Linked DNA regions of Homo sapiens: region 2 is linked to region 1. A link is an interaction called in ENCODE POLR2A ChIA-PET data of the cell type or tissue named here. Cell type or tissue: OCI-LY7. All regions are shown on one strand. Links, peaks and the distances in the headings refer to the core of each region. The heading gives the core; the rest is flanking DNA.

Evidence for each region. Peaks named below come from ENCODE experiments on the same cell type or tissue, not always from the same donor. Only the 100,000 strongest peaks of a DNase experiment are listed, where the experiment ranks them.
Region 2: POLR2A ChIA-PET joins it to region 1 with 6 read pairs; 2 of 35 experiments call an interaction of 5 or more read pairs at or near these places.

What each region holds. Positions count from the first base shown.
Region 1 is chr19:19,391,445-19,398,554 of GRCh38, reverse strand. It overlaps a transcript of GATAD2A not described here. Among named protein-coding and RNA genes, the nearest start is that of GATAD2A, 11 kb to the left of the region's middle. RefSeq lists enhancers at 2,713-3,566, 3,588-3,677. In OCI-LY7, for the core only: no CTCF peak of the experiment used is centred there; a DNase peak (open chromatin) is centred at 3,544.
Region 2 is chr19:21,355,045-21,362,154 of GRCh38, reverse strand. It overlaps ZNF738 (zinc finger protein 738), which reads right to left and starts at 3,155. Exons shown (of 5, transcript NM_001355237.2): 1 at 3,012-3,155; 2 at 297-389. The coding sequence starts at 3,014. RefSeq lists enhancers at 2,794-3,093, 3,885-4,442. In OCI-LY7, for the core only: no CTCF peak of the experiment used is centred there; DNase peaks (open chromatin) are centred at 2,824 and 3,234; H3K4me3 peaks cover 1,639 bases; H3K27ac peaks cover 856 bases.

The DNA.
Region 1 (7,110 bases), core at 2,361-4,860:
TTGAGACCAGCCTGGGCAACACAGTGAGACAAAAGTTAAAAAATAAAATTAGCTGGCCGGGCATGGTGGCTCACGCCTGTAATCCCAGCACTTTGGGAGGCCGAGGCAAGCGGATCGCCTGAGGTCAGGAGTTGGAAACCAGCCTGGCCAACATGAAACCCCGTCTCTACTAAAAATGCAAAAATTAGCTGGGCGTGGTAGTGCATGCCTGTAATCTCAGCTACTCGGGAGGCTGAGGCAGGAGAATTGCTTGAACCCGGGAGGCGGAGGTTGCGGTGACCCGAGATCACACCACTGCACTCCAGCCTGGGCAACAAGAGCGAGACTCCATCTCAAATAAATAAATAAATAAGGCGGTTAGCAGTGGGTCACGCCTGTAATCCCTGCACTTTGGGAGGCTGCAGCAGCCAGATCACCTGAGGTCAGGAGTTCGAGACCAGCCTGACCAACATGGAGAAACCCCATCTCTACTAAAAATACAAAATTAGCCGAGCCTGGTGGCGCATGCCTGTAATCCCAGCTACTCAGGAAGCTGAGGCAGGAAAATTGCTTGAACCCAGAAGGCGAAGGTTGTGGTGAGCCGAGATCACGCCACTGCACTCCAGCATGGGCAACAAGAGCAAAACTCTGTCTCAACTAATTAACTAACTAACTAACTAAATAAAATTAGCCTGGCATGATAGCATGCGCCTGTAGTCCTAGTTATCTGGGTGCTGAGGCAAGGGGATGGCTTGGGCCTAAGAGTTCAAAGCTGCAGTAATGCCAGTGTACTCCAGCCTGGGCAACGGAGTGCGACTCTGTCTCAAAAAAAACAAAAAACTGTTCTGATGTATTAAGAATTTTAGACCAGCTTAAATGATAACAATTCTCAAAGGAAAAAGGTCAGAAGCAGCCCTGAAGTCTGTTCTCTTGAAGCTCCTTTGGAGGTTAAAGTCTACATATACAGTATACCATTACAGAGTCTAGATGGCTGATTTCACTGGCCATCATTGCTTCCTGATTGAAAATGTTTATTGAAAGCTCAATTTAAGGCCCGGTACGGAGGCTCATGCCTGTAATCCCAACACTTTGGTAGGCTAAGGCAGGCAGATCGCCTGAGGTCGGGAGTTCGAGACCAGCCTGACCATCATGGAGAAACCCCATCTCTACTAAAAATATATAATTAGCCTCATTACACATTACTCATTCTCCTGCTGAGGCAGGAGAATCGCTTGAACCCAGGAGGCGGAGGTTGCGGTAAGCTGAGATCACGCCATTGCACTCCAGCCTGGGCAACAAGAGCGAAACTCCGTCTCAAAAAAAATAAAAGCTCAATTTAAATACTATTTTGAGTTTAATCTTGGATCCTACTATAGCACATTTTAACTTTCTACCTTTGGAAGCAATTTTGGACTTTTCTTGCCAATGTGATCAGCTCAAACTCTGACTTTTAGAAGAGCATAACCTCCTCAGGTCAAGGGAACTCACTTGGCTGTTTTCAACTCCAGGTCTCTGCCTGTGCCCATGCTATGCCTCTTCTCAGAACACCTAGCCACTTAAGAAACCTAACGGCTGGGAGCAGTGGCTCACGCCTGTAATCCCACACTTTGGGATGCTGAGTTGGGCAGATTACGAGGTCAGGAGTTTGAGACCAGCCTGGCCAACATGGTGAAACCTCATCTCTACCGAAAATACAAAAATTAGCCCTGCATGGTGGCAGGCGCCTGTAATCCCAGCTACTCGGGAGGCTGACGCAGAAGAATGGCTTGAACCCAGGAGGTGGAGGTTGCAATGAGCTGAGACTGCACCATTGCACTCCAGCCTGGGCAACATAGCGAGACTGTCTCAAAAAAAAGAAAGAAAGAAAGAAAAGAAAAAGAAACCTAACAAACAGGTCGCGCACAGTGGCTCATGCCTGAAATCCCAGCACTTTAAGAGGCCAAGGCAGGCAGATCACCTGAGCTCAAGGTTTGAGCCTTTTTCCCAATTACCCCATCATGTTTCCTGAGGCACTTCAAGTCCATATGGAGAGTACAGTAAGGTGAGGCTGTAGGGGTTAAAGCTACAATGAACTAAGGGATCTCAACTGGGAAAAATCAACCAAACTAGGAACTTCCAGATCACTGGCCTTCAGACATGCTCAGCCTATTGGCCCAGTGTCAACTGGTTTGTTCTTGGGCAGTATTAACATCCACAGATTGTTGTCCAACCTCAGGTGCCAACCTCAAGAGAAACGGTCAGCCTAAATATGATTTTTTTTTCAGACGGAGTTTCACTTTTGTTGCCCAGGCTGGAGTGCAGTGGCATGATCTCAGCTCACTGCAACCTCCGCCTTCCAGGTTCAAGCGATTCTCCTACCTCAACCTCCCTAGTAACTGGGATTAGAGGCGCCCACCACCCAGCTAATTCGTATTTTCAGTACAGACAGGGTTTCACTATGTTGGCCAGGCTGGTCTCAAACTCCTGACCTCAGGCGATCCACCCGCCTCAGCCTCCCAAAGTGCTGGGTTTACAGGTGTGAGCCACCGTGCCCGGCTCCTAAATATGATTCTTTAACAACTACCTTTACTAGGCATCTACAACAGTCTGGCCGCTTGCTGTATGCTTACAAACAAACCAGCCCACAAACGAGGATTTGAGTTTAATTTTGAGGAAACTGAGGCTCAGAAAGAGTAGGCCACTTGAAGTTAGGCTATTTTTCTAAGGTCACATGCCAGCAAGTGGTAGAATCAGGATCAAGCCCAAAGTTTTTTGGCTCTAAAGTTTCTATGGCACAGGGACTCCCACCGTACTTTTATAAAGCAAAAAGCTGTAAGTAACTGCAAACGATTCTTCAAGAACACACTCTTCCTGAAGGACCTATCTACTGTCGGATTCTTTAAGTTCCATACACACCTCCAGGCAGCTCTTGGTGCAGACAAGCTCCCGAGGGGAACACTGTGATAATATAACAAGAAACCATCTTTTTGGCCGCCCTGCCAGATAGGCCTCTGAGTTTGTGGGTGTATTAGTTGAGACCCCAAAACTGGCAAGTACAGGTCCACTGGTGGCTTCCAGCTCTGACAAAGCGGCTTACCAAGGAAAAGGGGTAACTTGAACATGTTTTCTATTTTTTTTTTTTGAGACGGAATCTCGCTCTGTTGCCCAGGCTGGAGTGCAGTGGCATGATCTCAGCTCATTGCAAACCCCGCCTCCTGGGTTCAAGTGATTCTCCTGCCTCAGCCTCCAGAGTACCTGGGATTACAGGCGTGCACCACCACACCTAGCTAGTTTTTACATTTTTAGTAGGGACGGGGTTTCGCCATGTTGGCCAGGCAGGTCTCAAACTCCTGGGCTCAAATGATCCGCCTGCCTCAGCCTCCCAAAGTGCTGGGATTACAGGCGTGAGCCACCGCGCCCGGCCTTGAACGTATTTTCTGTGCTCAACTTGGAGCCCAAGAACTCAGCCTGTAAGGAGGGAGAACAGGAAGTCAGGAGGGAGCAAGCATCCACTTCCCAAGGGCAGCAGAGCCCAGAGGTGGGAGCCTGGTCACATGCACAGTTGCATTACTTGTCCACGCCCACTTCCGGCCTGGGCCTGCCTCTCCACCTCCAGAGTCAGAACTTGGGTGGAAGGGAAAAAAAAAGACAACCAGAAACTCTCCTTCTAACACCCTCCCTCTTGCCCTCGAGGCTGTGCCCAAAATGAATATCCCGCCTTGCTCTCCAGCCCCACCTCTCACAGATACACTTACTTAAGAAAAGCACCTGTCAAATCTAAGACTTCCAGCCTTGCCCAACATAAAAAAGTCTAAACAGCACCTTCCCAGTCCCAGTGTAAGAGGAAAGCCTGGGCCGGGAGTGGTGGCTCACGCCTGTAATCCCAGCACTTTGGGAGACCGAGGTGGGTGAATTTTCTGAGCTCAGTTCAAGACCAGCCTGGGCAACACAGTGAAACCCCGTCTCTACTAAAATACAAAAAATTAGCCAGGCATGGCAGCATGCCGCCTGTAATCCCAGCTACTCAGGAGGCTGAGACAGGAGAATCGCTTGAACCTGGGAGGCAGAGGTTGCAGTGGGCCAAGATCACACTACTGCACTCCAACCTGGGCAACACAGCGAGACTCCATCTCAAAAAAAAAAAAAAAAAAGAGGAAAGCCCGGGCAGAGGGAAATCCATGCACCAAGAGTCTACCAATACATAACAAAGCAGTCATCTATTGGAAATCTCATTATTCCTAAACCACCACCAACACCCAGGCAGCCCCAGCTTGTCTGAATGTTTTTAAGATTTCAACAAGGGAAGGGCTTTTAGAGCGGTTTATCACTTAGTGTAATATGCATTGCCATGAAGAAATGCCACAGGATTCCAAAAACACGTCTCCACTGACTTCAAGAAAGGCAAACTTGGCCAGGCATGGTGGCTCACACCTGTAATCCCAGCACTTTGGGAGGCCTAGGCGGGAGGATTGCTTGAGCTCAGGAGTTCGAGACCACCCTGGGCAACATGGTGAAACCCCCATCTCTACTAAAACACAAAAAATTAGCCAGCCGTGGTGGCAGGTGCCTGTAATCCCAGCTACTCGGGAGGCTGAGGTAGGAGAATCACTTGAACCCAGGAGGTGGAGGTTGCAGTGAGCCAAGATCACGCCACTGCACTCCAGCCTGGGCGACAGAGCAAGACTGTCTCCAAAAAAAAAAAAAGAAACAAAGGCAAACCTGAAAATGCTCCCTGCCGTGACCATTCTAGTTTCTCTCGTTTCTCCAAGATTACAGCCACAGTGGTCATGAATCAACTATCGCCAACAATCAAGTAGGAAAATGCCATAATTTCTGTCTCCTTTTAGAGACAGGAAACAGGAGCCCAGTGAGGAAATTAAAGAGGTAGTGAGGTTTCACTTCTACACCTCCAAGAAACCCCACCTGAAGCTCCCAATGAGGGTAGCTGCAGCACTTAGGGATATTCTCAAGAAACCTCACAATGTTCTTTCATTCATTTGCTTGTTTATTTGTCTGCAACTAAGATGTAAGCTTCTGGAAGGCCAGCTGTGTCAGTCCTGCTCACTGCCAGACCCCCATCACCAAGCATGAAAATGTTTTATCTTAGGCATGAAAGTGTTTGTTCCTGAATTATTTGTTCGCATAGGAAGTTACATGGGCCAGAAGATTTAACACTTTCTAATTTTTAATGTAATGTAAATTGCACTAGAAAACACACATACACCATATCTTATGGCCACACAAGTAAAGCTCTTAAGTGTTCACTTGTCCCTTATAATTTTTTTTTTTTTACACGGAATCTCACTCTGTCACTCAGGCTGGAGTGCAGTGGCCCGACCTCAGCTCACTGCAAACTCTGCCTCTCACTCAGGTTCAAGCCATTCTTGTGCCTCAGCCTCCCGAGTAGCTGGGATTACAGGCATGTGCCACCACGCCCAGCTAATTTTTGGATTTTTAGTAGACAGGGTTTTGCCATTTTGGCCAGGCTGGTCTCAAACTCCTGATCTCAAGTGATCCCCTGCCTCAGCCTCCCAAAGTGCTAGGGTTACAGGCGTAAGCCACCGCACCTGGCCCCTTATAAGCCAATTTAAAAGAATAAACTGGCCAGGCACGGTGGCTCACGCCTGTAATCCCAACACTTTGGCAGTCCGAGGCAGGCAGTTCATAAGGTCAGGAGTTCAAGACCAGCCTGGCCAACATGGTGAAACCCTGTCTCTACTAAAAATACAAAAATCAGCTGAGCGCAGTGGTGCACACTTGTAATCCTAGCTACTGGGGAGGCTGAGGCAGAAGAATGGCTTGAACCCAGGAGGCAGAGGTTGCAGTGAGCCAAGATTGTGCCACTACACTCCAGGCTGGGTGACAGAGCAAGACTCTGCTCTGTTTCAAAAAAAAAAAAAAAAACTTGACCGGACGCAGTGGCTCACGCCTCTAATCCCAGCACTTTGGGAGGCTGAGGCAGGTGGATCACGAGGTCAGGGATTCGAGACCAGCTTGGCCAAGATGGTGAAACCCCGTCTCTACTAAAAATACAAAAATTAGCCAGGCATGGTGGTGGGTGCCTGTAATCCCAGCTACTCGGGTGGCTAAGACAGAGAATTGCTTGAACCCAGGAGGTGGAGGTTGCAGTGAGCCAAGATCGCACCACTGCACTCCAGCCTAGGTGACAGAGCGAGACTCTGTCTGGAAAAAAAAAAAAAAACACACACACAATAAACTTGGGCCAGGCACACACCTATAATCCCAACACTTTGGGAGGCCAAAGTGAGAGAATCACTTGAACTCAGGAGTTCAAGACCAGCCTGGGAAACATAGCGAGACCCTGTCTCTACAAAAATACAAAATTAGCCGGGCATGGTGGCGCATGCCTGTAGTCCCAGCTACTCAAGAGGCTGAGGTGGGAGGATCACTTGAGCCCGGAAGTCGAGGCTGCAGTGAACTGTGATTGCACCACTGCACTCCAGCCTGGGTGACAGAGCACAAGACTCTGTCTCAAAAAAAAAAAAAAAAAAAAAAAGGAAAAACTCTTATTCAAAAGACACACCAGTATAAACAAAGGCAGTCAAGTTTCTGAGAGGATGAAGTCAAACTTAAAACTAGAAATCAAAAATAACACCATCCATTCATTTGGATGGAACCACTTGACACAGTAGTTATTTCCCAATTCCAAAAGAGGTCAGCTTATTTCTTATCATCAAGATCCCACAGGGATTTAATGCCCCCAGTGCTGTCTCCAACAGGAAGGAAACCCTGACTTCCCTAGCTATTTCAGTTCCATAAATCAACAGTTTTTATCGTCCAGAGTTAGAAGCTGGGCAGTGTTTGGACCCACATGCCTTTTAGACCTGCCCACCAACAGATAACCACATTACATTACATCTAATAAATGTACCTAGATCAATATCATTTCTAACTATCCAAGGTTTTTTATTGCTGTAAGGATCCTTCAAGTAAAAAAAAACAAGTTTAAAAAACTTCCTGTTAGATAGAGACTTGGTGGTGGCCCCACCATCCACCAAAGTGAAGTCTGTGGTACACAAGAGACATAGCATAATTTTAAAGGGGAGAGTGATCCCTTTAAAGTTGTTTACCTTAGTTCTTATATTTTAAATATAATAAATTTTGCTCCTTTCCCATGTAATGGAATAACTG
Region 2 (7,110 bases), core at 1,851-4,350, 2.0 Mb before region 1:
GTTGGTAGAAGACAATTTATTCATTATTATTATTATTATTATTATTATTATTATTATCATTATTATTATTATTAGATGGAGTTTCACTCTTGTTGCCCAGGCTAGAGTGCAATGGCAGGATCTCGGCTCACCACAACCTCTGCCTCCCGGGATCAAGTGATTGTCCTGCCTCAGCAACCCCGAGTAGCTGGAAATTCAGGCATGCACCACCATGCTTGGCTAAGTTTTTTGTATTTTTAGTAGAGCATGTTTTTCAAGCTGGTCCCAAAGACAATTTTAACATATCAAGGGGTTACCTTTTCAAAATAAGAGTACTCCAGAAGATTCCTCTCAGCCCCAGGGTATCCACTTGCCCCCTTGACAGGATACACTCCATACCTCAGGTCGTCCTATGGGAGAAAATAAACCAGAAGCTGATATCCACTAGACACTCTAGCTGACATAACCATGGCAGATATCTCGGTTTATCCCCAGATAATACTGAAACCCAGGACCGGGAAAAAACTAAACGGTGGCTGAGGACACATCACCCCATAAATTTTCCAAAGCAGAACTCTGACCCAAAAAAATTCCGATAACATCTCTGTGCCTAGAAAGATAAAAGGAAAAGACACACAGAGATTTTTTGCAACACAGTGTCAGGGGATTATTATTTGCTTTCTTTTCATGGAAAATATTTACAAACAGATAACAAACCTTCTTAAAAGTACCATTGGTCTGGGTGTGGTGGCTCACGCCTGTAATCCCCACACTTTGGGAGGCCGAGGCGGGCGGATCACCTGAGGTCGGGAGTTCGAGACCAGCCTGACCAACATAGAGAAACCCTGTCTCTACTAAAAATAAAAAATTAGCCGGGCGTGGTGGCTGGCACATGCCTGTAATCCCAGCTACTCGGAGGCTGAGGCAGGAGAATCGCCTGAACCCGGGAGGCAGAAGTTGCGGTGAGCCGAGACCATGCCACTGTACTCCAGCCTGGGCAACAAGAGCAAAACTCCGTCTCAAAACAAAAAACAAACAAAAAAACCCCCAAAACACCATTTATGCAGGGCGCAGTGGCTCACGCCTGTAATCCCAGCACTTCGGGAGGCCAAGGCGGGCGGATCACCTGAGGTCGGGAGTTCATGACCAGCCTGACCAACATGGAGAAACCCTATCTCTTCTAAAAATACAAAATCAGCTGGGCGTGGTGGTGCATGCCTGTAAACCCAGCTACTTGGGAGGCTGAGGCATGAGAACCTCGTGAACCCGGAGGCGGAGGTTGTGGTGAGCCGAGAATGTGCCTTTGCAACAAGAGTGAAACTCCGTCTCAAAAAAAAAAGAAAAGAAAAAAGCACCATTTAATGCCTTGCCAAAAAATAATTAATTAAAATACGGTATAAAAAAGTACACTACAAAATAAGTGGCCAGGCCCGGTGGCTCACGCCTGTAATTCCAGCACTTTGGCAAGCTGATGCGGGCGGATCACCTGAGGTCAGGAGTTCGAGACCAGCCTGGCCAGCATGGTGAAACCCCCGTCTTTACAAAAACACAAAAATTAGCCAGGTATGATGGCGCGCACCTGTAATCCCAGCTACTAAGGAGGCTGAAGTGGGAGAATTGTTTAAAACCGGGAGGCGGAGGTTGAGGTGAGCCGAGATCGCGCCATTGCACTCCAGCCTGGGAGACAGAGCGAGACTCCATCTCAAAAACAAAACAAAACAAACAAAAAAACACAAATACGTGATAATGTGAATTAGGGAGGAAAAGCTGGCATTTGGGAACCCCAGAAGAAATTGGAAATTTAGTATCTTACTGCAAGCAAGAATGAGGTTGGAGTAATGAGGGATGGGGGTTAGACTTAAGACCCTGATTGGGACCCAGGTGAAAAATGCAGCAGAAAATCAGTTCCCTGTGGAGTGTGAAAATAATTAAGTGGCAGGCAATTAGACTGAGGTTTCTCTAGTCCCTGGGTTCCTACTTCAATTTAAAAAATCTAACTCAGGCGCATTATTTTTAATTACTAAATTCAGAGAAACAAAATTGAGGCTTCACCTACTATAAACTGCCAATTGAGCTCCGATTACATAACCAGGAAATTTTCACCTTTAATGTACAAATTAAAAAACCACGTAACTGTACCTAACCAATTACTAAATTTGGTTTTCTTCATCATGCATTTTACAAAAGACTTTCTTTCAAGCCTCTCCCATAGACCACAAACTAAAAACCACAGCTTGGTGCTCTACAATTCTAGAACCACTTTTTGATTAAATTATTTAATAAGTTAATTTTTTTTTTGAGACAAGAGTCTCGCTCTGTCGCCCAGGCTGGAGTGCAGTGGCACGATCTCGGCTCACTGCAAGCTCTGCCTCCTGGGTTCACGCCATTCTCCTGCCTCAGCCTCCTGAGTAGCTGGGACTACAGGCGCCCGCCACCACGCCCGGCTCATTTTTTGTATTTTTAGTAGAGACGGGGTTTCACCGTGTTAGCCAGGATGGTCTTGATCTCCTGACCTCTGATCCGCCCACCTCGGCCTTCCAAAGTGCTGGGATTACAGGCGTGAGCCACCGCGCCCAGCCTAGAACCACTCTTTGATTAAATTCTTTTAATATTTTTGCAGTGACTCCCATTAACTTTTAATAGGAGATAATAGGAACTGGGAACCCCACGGAACAAACCTCTTCCCATTCATGAACCCGCACCCCAAGTCAGGATTCTCCCCTGACGACCCTCCCACGGTCCCTGCACAATCCGGTAGAGAAGCGGCGCTGCGGGTGCAGAGATTCCCCAGAGAGGGCTCCAGGCAAGGGCACAGTCACTATGCAGGGAAGAGACAGGACGCCCGGGGGCCGGGCTGTCGGCGCAACCGCCATCTTATGGCTGAAGGCGACTGAGGCCGAGCTGGGCAAGGAGAACTCGGGGCGCAGATTGTAGAGCTGACTGCGGGGAGGCCTGAGTCTCGCCACAGCCACTTCCCACCGGTTCCAACCAGCCCTTCCCCTCTCTCGGGATGTTGGACCCCGCACTCTCACCATTTCTAGGCTTCCAGGGTGTCCCGGCGTCTTAGCTGTGGATTCCCAATACCTGCAGGTCACAGGACCAGAGGCTGGGCCTCTAGGAGCAGAGGACACAGAGCAGTGAAGACGAGACCCGGAGTTCCAGCGGCAGCCAAAGACAAAGAAGCGGACAAATCCCGCCACATCCCGGAAGCCGTCCTCTCCGCTCAAGCTGCGTGCCTGATTGGACAGTTCCCAGCCCAGCGTCGCTGATTGGATAACGTTTAAAACCCCACCCTCTCAGGCCCTGACTGACAGAAGATGTAATTAGATGCTGGGCTGAATGAAGAAAGAGTGACCGCCTAGGCTGCAGCCTTTTCAGGCAGGGCTTCCTCCTTGAGCTGAGATAGGCCCACCCCAAAGGGTATTTGCATTCAACCTTGCGTATAAGGTCATATGCATTTGTAAATACTATATCATATGGCTATACATAAATGAAAAGGATATAATAACAAATGTTTTAAAATTTCAGGGTTTTTTTACTTTCCTGGCTTACGGTCCTTTGAGCAGGCAGCCTGAGATTTTAAAAAGGAGGTAATCCTCTGAAATAAAATGTGAGCCACGTGAATTTTGAATTTTCTGGTAGCCAAACTAGAAAATTAAAAAGAAACAAGGGGCCAGGCATGGTGGCTCACGCCTGTAATCCTAGGACTTTAGGAGTACAAGGCGGGCAGATCAAGAGGTCAGGAGTTTGAGACCAGCCTGGCTAACATGGTGAAACCACGTCTCTACTAAAAATACAAAAATTAGCCGGGCGTGGTGGTGGACATCTGTAATCCCAGCTACGCAGGAGGCTGAGGCAGGAGAATTGCTTGAACCCGGGAGGCGGAGGAGGTTGCAGTGAGCAGAGATCGCGCCACTGCACTCCAGCCTGGGCGGACAGAGCGAGACTCCGTTTTGGGGGGTGAAAAATATAAAGAAACAAGAGGCCACGCGCAGTGGCTCACGCCTGTAATCCCAGCACTTTGGGAGGCCGAGGCTGGTGGATCACGAGATCAAGTGATTGAGACCCTCCTGGCAATATGGCTAAACCCTGTCTCTACTGAAAAAAATATAAAAATTAGCCAGGCGTGGTGGCGCATGCCTGTAATCCCAGCTACTGGGGAGGCTGAGGCAGGAGAATCGCTTGAACCCGGGAGGCAGAGGTTGCAGTGAGCCGAGATTGCGCCACTGCACTCCAGCCTAGTGACAGACTGCAACAACAGCAACAACAACAACAACAATAACAAGGAACAGGTTGAATTGATTGTAACAATGTAATTAACCTAATATATACAAAATATCATTTTAATGTGTGAGGAATATGTAATTATTAATGAAGTATATAAATATTTGCAACTAAATTTTTGAAAATAACTCTGTGTTTTACCTTTCTAGCATATCGCGGTTCAGACCAAGCACATTCCAGGCACCCAGGAGCCACACATGGCAGCTCTGATGTCAATGGTGTGAAGGGCCAGAGGGGAAGGAAGGGCCTCTCCCTACTAACATCTATCTTCAGTTCTGAGGTTGGAACAGATAGTGGCCATAGAAAGAGCTGAGGGCAGCAGAAATAAAATAACCACAGGTAAACCACTGCTTACCACCTGTTGCCCACCTTTCTTTTAGAGATTAGGCTGTGAACATAGGATGATGGAGCTTAGGAGAAAAAAACTCTGTGTCTTCAGTTCTGCCCACATTCTTGGACTCCAGTGTTTAGATACAGAGAAAATAGATTAAAGGCAAACTTATTTTGCTATTTGGCCTTGACCCTAATTGCGAGGCTGTGGTTATCTGTTTTCTCCTGTGGTGTGGGGACTGTGCGAATATAAACACCAATCACATGCATACATGTCTCCCAGTATTTCTGCATTACCCAACATTCTCTTTCAAGACATCCAACTTTAAATTAGGGGAAGAAATCAGTACCTAGAGGGTGCCCACTGTTAGAAGGCAACAAGTAATCAACCTGTCACTGAATCCTGGCATCCTATCTGCACTGGTGCATGTATTAGTTAGCTATTGCAGCATAACAAATCATCCAAAACTTACTAGTTTATAATTAAGATGATCAGCCATTTAGGCTGGGTGAGTGGGGCCGTTCTTCTGGTATCAGCTGAGCTCTTTCAGACTGGTATCATCAGCTGCTTGTTGACTAGCCAGCTGTACTTCTGGGGGTGATCTTCTGCTTCTGGGGCTCAACAGGGGCACCTTGCTTCTCCTCCTCATGGTATCTTATTTTTAAGCTTGCTAACATGGGCTTTATTCATGGAGATTGCAGCATTCTGAACAAAAAACAGAAGTATTCAAGACCATTTGAGCCTGGGCCCCAAACTAGCCCACTGTCATGTTCACAAGTTTCTACTGCCCTGAGCAAATAAGGCCAGCCAGATCTAGGGTTTAGAAGACAGATTCTGGATCTTGATGGAAACAGCTGTAAAAGCACCTGACAATGGGCATAGATACAAGAGGGCAGAAAAATTGCTGCCATTTTGCAATCAGTATCAGTCTACCTTTTTTGCATATGTGGTATATAGAGCTTCTCCACATCAACAAACATGTCCAAAGACCCACGAGTACTAAGTGACTGGAATAAGACTCAGGATCAACTTTATCTGACGCCAAAGCCCATGCACCTCCATAGATCATACTACTAAAGTAGCTGCCCTGCCCTAGACCCTTGAAATCCTGGAGAGTGACACTTCTACAGAATAAGTCAGATTCCTTTTAGGTTTGTGTTCATATACTACTGTTTATCACTGGAAATAATCCTCTTAAGAAATTGCAGAAGAGGCCACGTGCAGTGGCTCATGCCTGTAATCCTTGCACTTTGGGAGGCCAAGGTGGGTGGATCATGGGGTCAGGAGTTCCAGAGCAGCCTGACCAACATGGTGAAACCCTGTCTCTACTAAAAATACAAACATTAGCCAGACGTGGTGGTGTGCACCTGCAATCCCAGCTACTCAGGAGGCTGAGACAGGAGAATTACTTGAACTGGGGAGGCAGAGGTTGCAGTGAGCTGAGATCGTGCCACTGCACTCCAGCCTGGGCAACAGAGCCAGCCTCTGTATTAAAAAAAAAAAAAAATTTGCAGAAGAACACAGTGGCTCACACCTATATTTTTAGCACTTTGGGAGGCTGAGATGGGAGAATTATGTGAGCGCAGGAGTTCCAGTGCAACCTGAGTAACATAATAAGAGTTTGTTTTCATGACAAAAATGAAGAAATTAGCCAGCCATGGTGGTGCATGCCTGTAGCTGCAGCTAGTTAGGTGGCAGAGGCAGGAGGATTGCTTGAGCCTGGAAGGTCCAGGCTGCAGTGAGCCATGATTGGTTACACCATTGCAAGCAAAACTGGGTGATAGAGTGAGACCCTGTTTCAAGAAAAAAAAAAACAAAACTGGAGAAGCATTTTGAAAAGACATGGAATAATTTTTGGAAAAGATGAAGGATGAGTTTAGAAGATCAAAGCTGAGGCCGGGCGTGGTGGCTCATGCCTGTAATCGCAGCACTTTGGGAGGCCGAGGTGGGCGGATCACGAGGTCAAGAGATTGAGATCATCCTGGCCAACCTGGTGAAACCCATCTCTACTAAAAATACAAAAATTAGCTGGGCGTGGTGGCGGGCGCCTGTAGTCCCAGCTACTTAGGAGGCTGAGGCAGGAGAATCGCTTGAACCCAGGAGGCAGAGGTTGCAGTGAGCCGAGATCGTGCCACTGAACTCCAGCCTGGCAACAGAGCGAGACTCTCTCTCAAAAAAAAAAAAAAAAAAAAATCAAAGCTGAACAGCACATTATTTATTTTTCATCATAGCAAATGTTTGAAAACTTTTAAAGAAAAAAAACTTTAAGCCGGGAGAGGTGGCTCACGACTGTAATCCCAGCACTTTGGGATGCCGAGGCGGGTGGATGATCTGATGTCAGGAGTTGGAGACCAGCCTGGCCAACATGGTGAAACCCCGTCTCTAGTAAAAATACTAAAATTAGTTGGCTGGGTGTGGTGGCTCACGCCTATAATCCCAACACTTTGGGAGGCCGAGGCAGGTGGATCACTTGAGGTCAGGAGTTCAAGACCAGCCTGGCCAACATGGTGAAACCC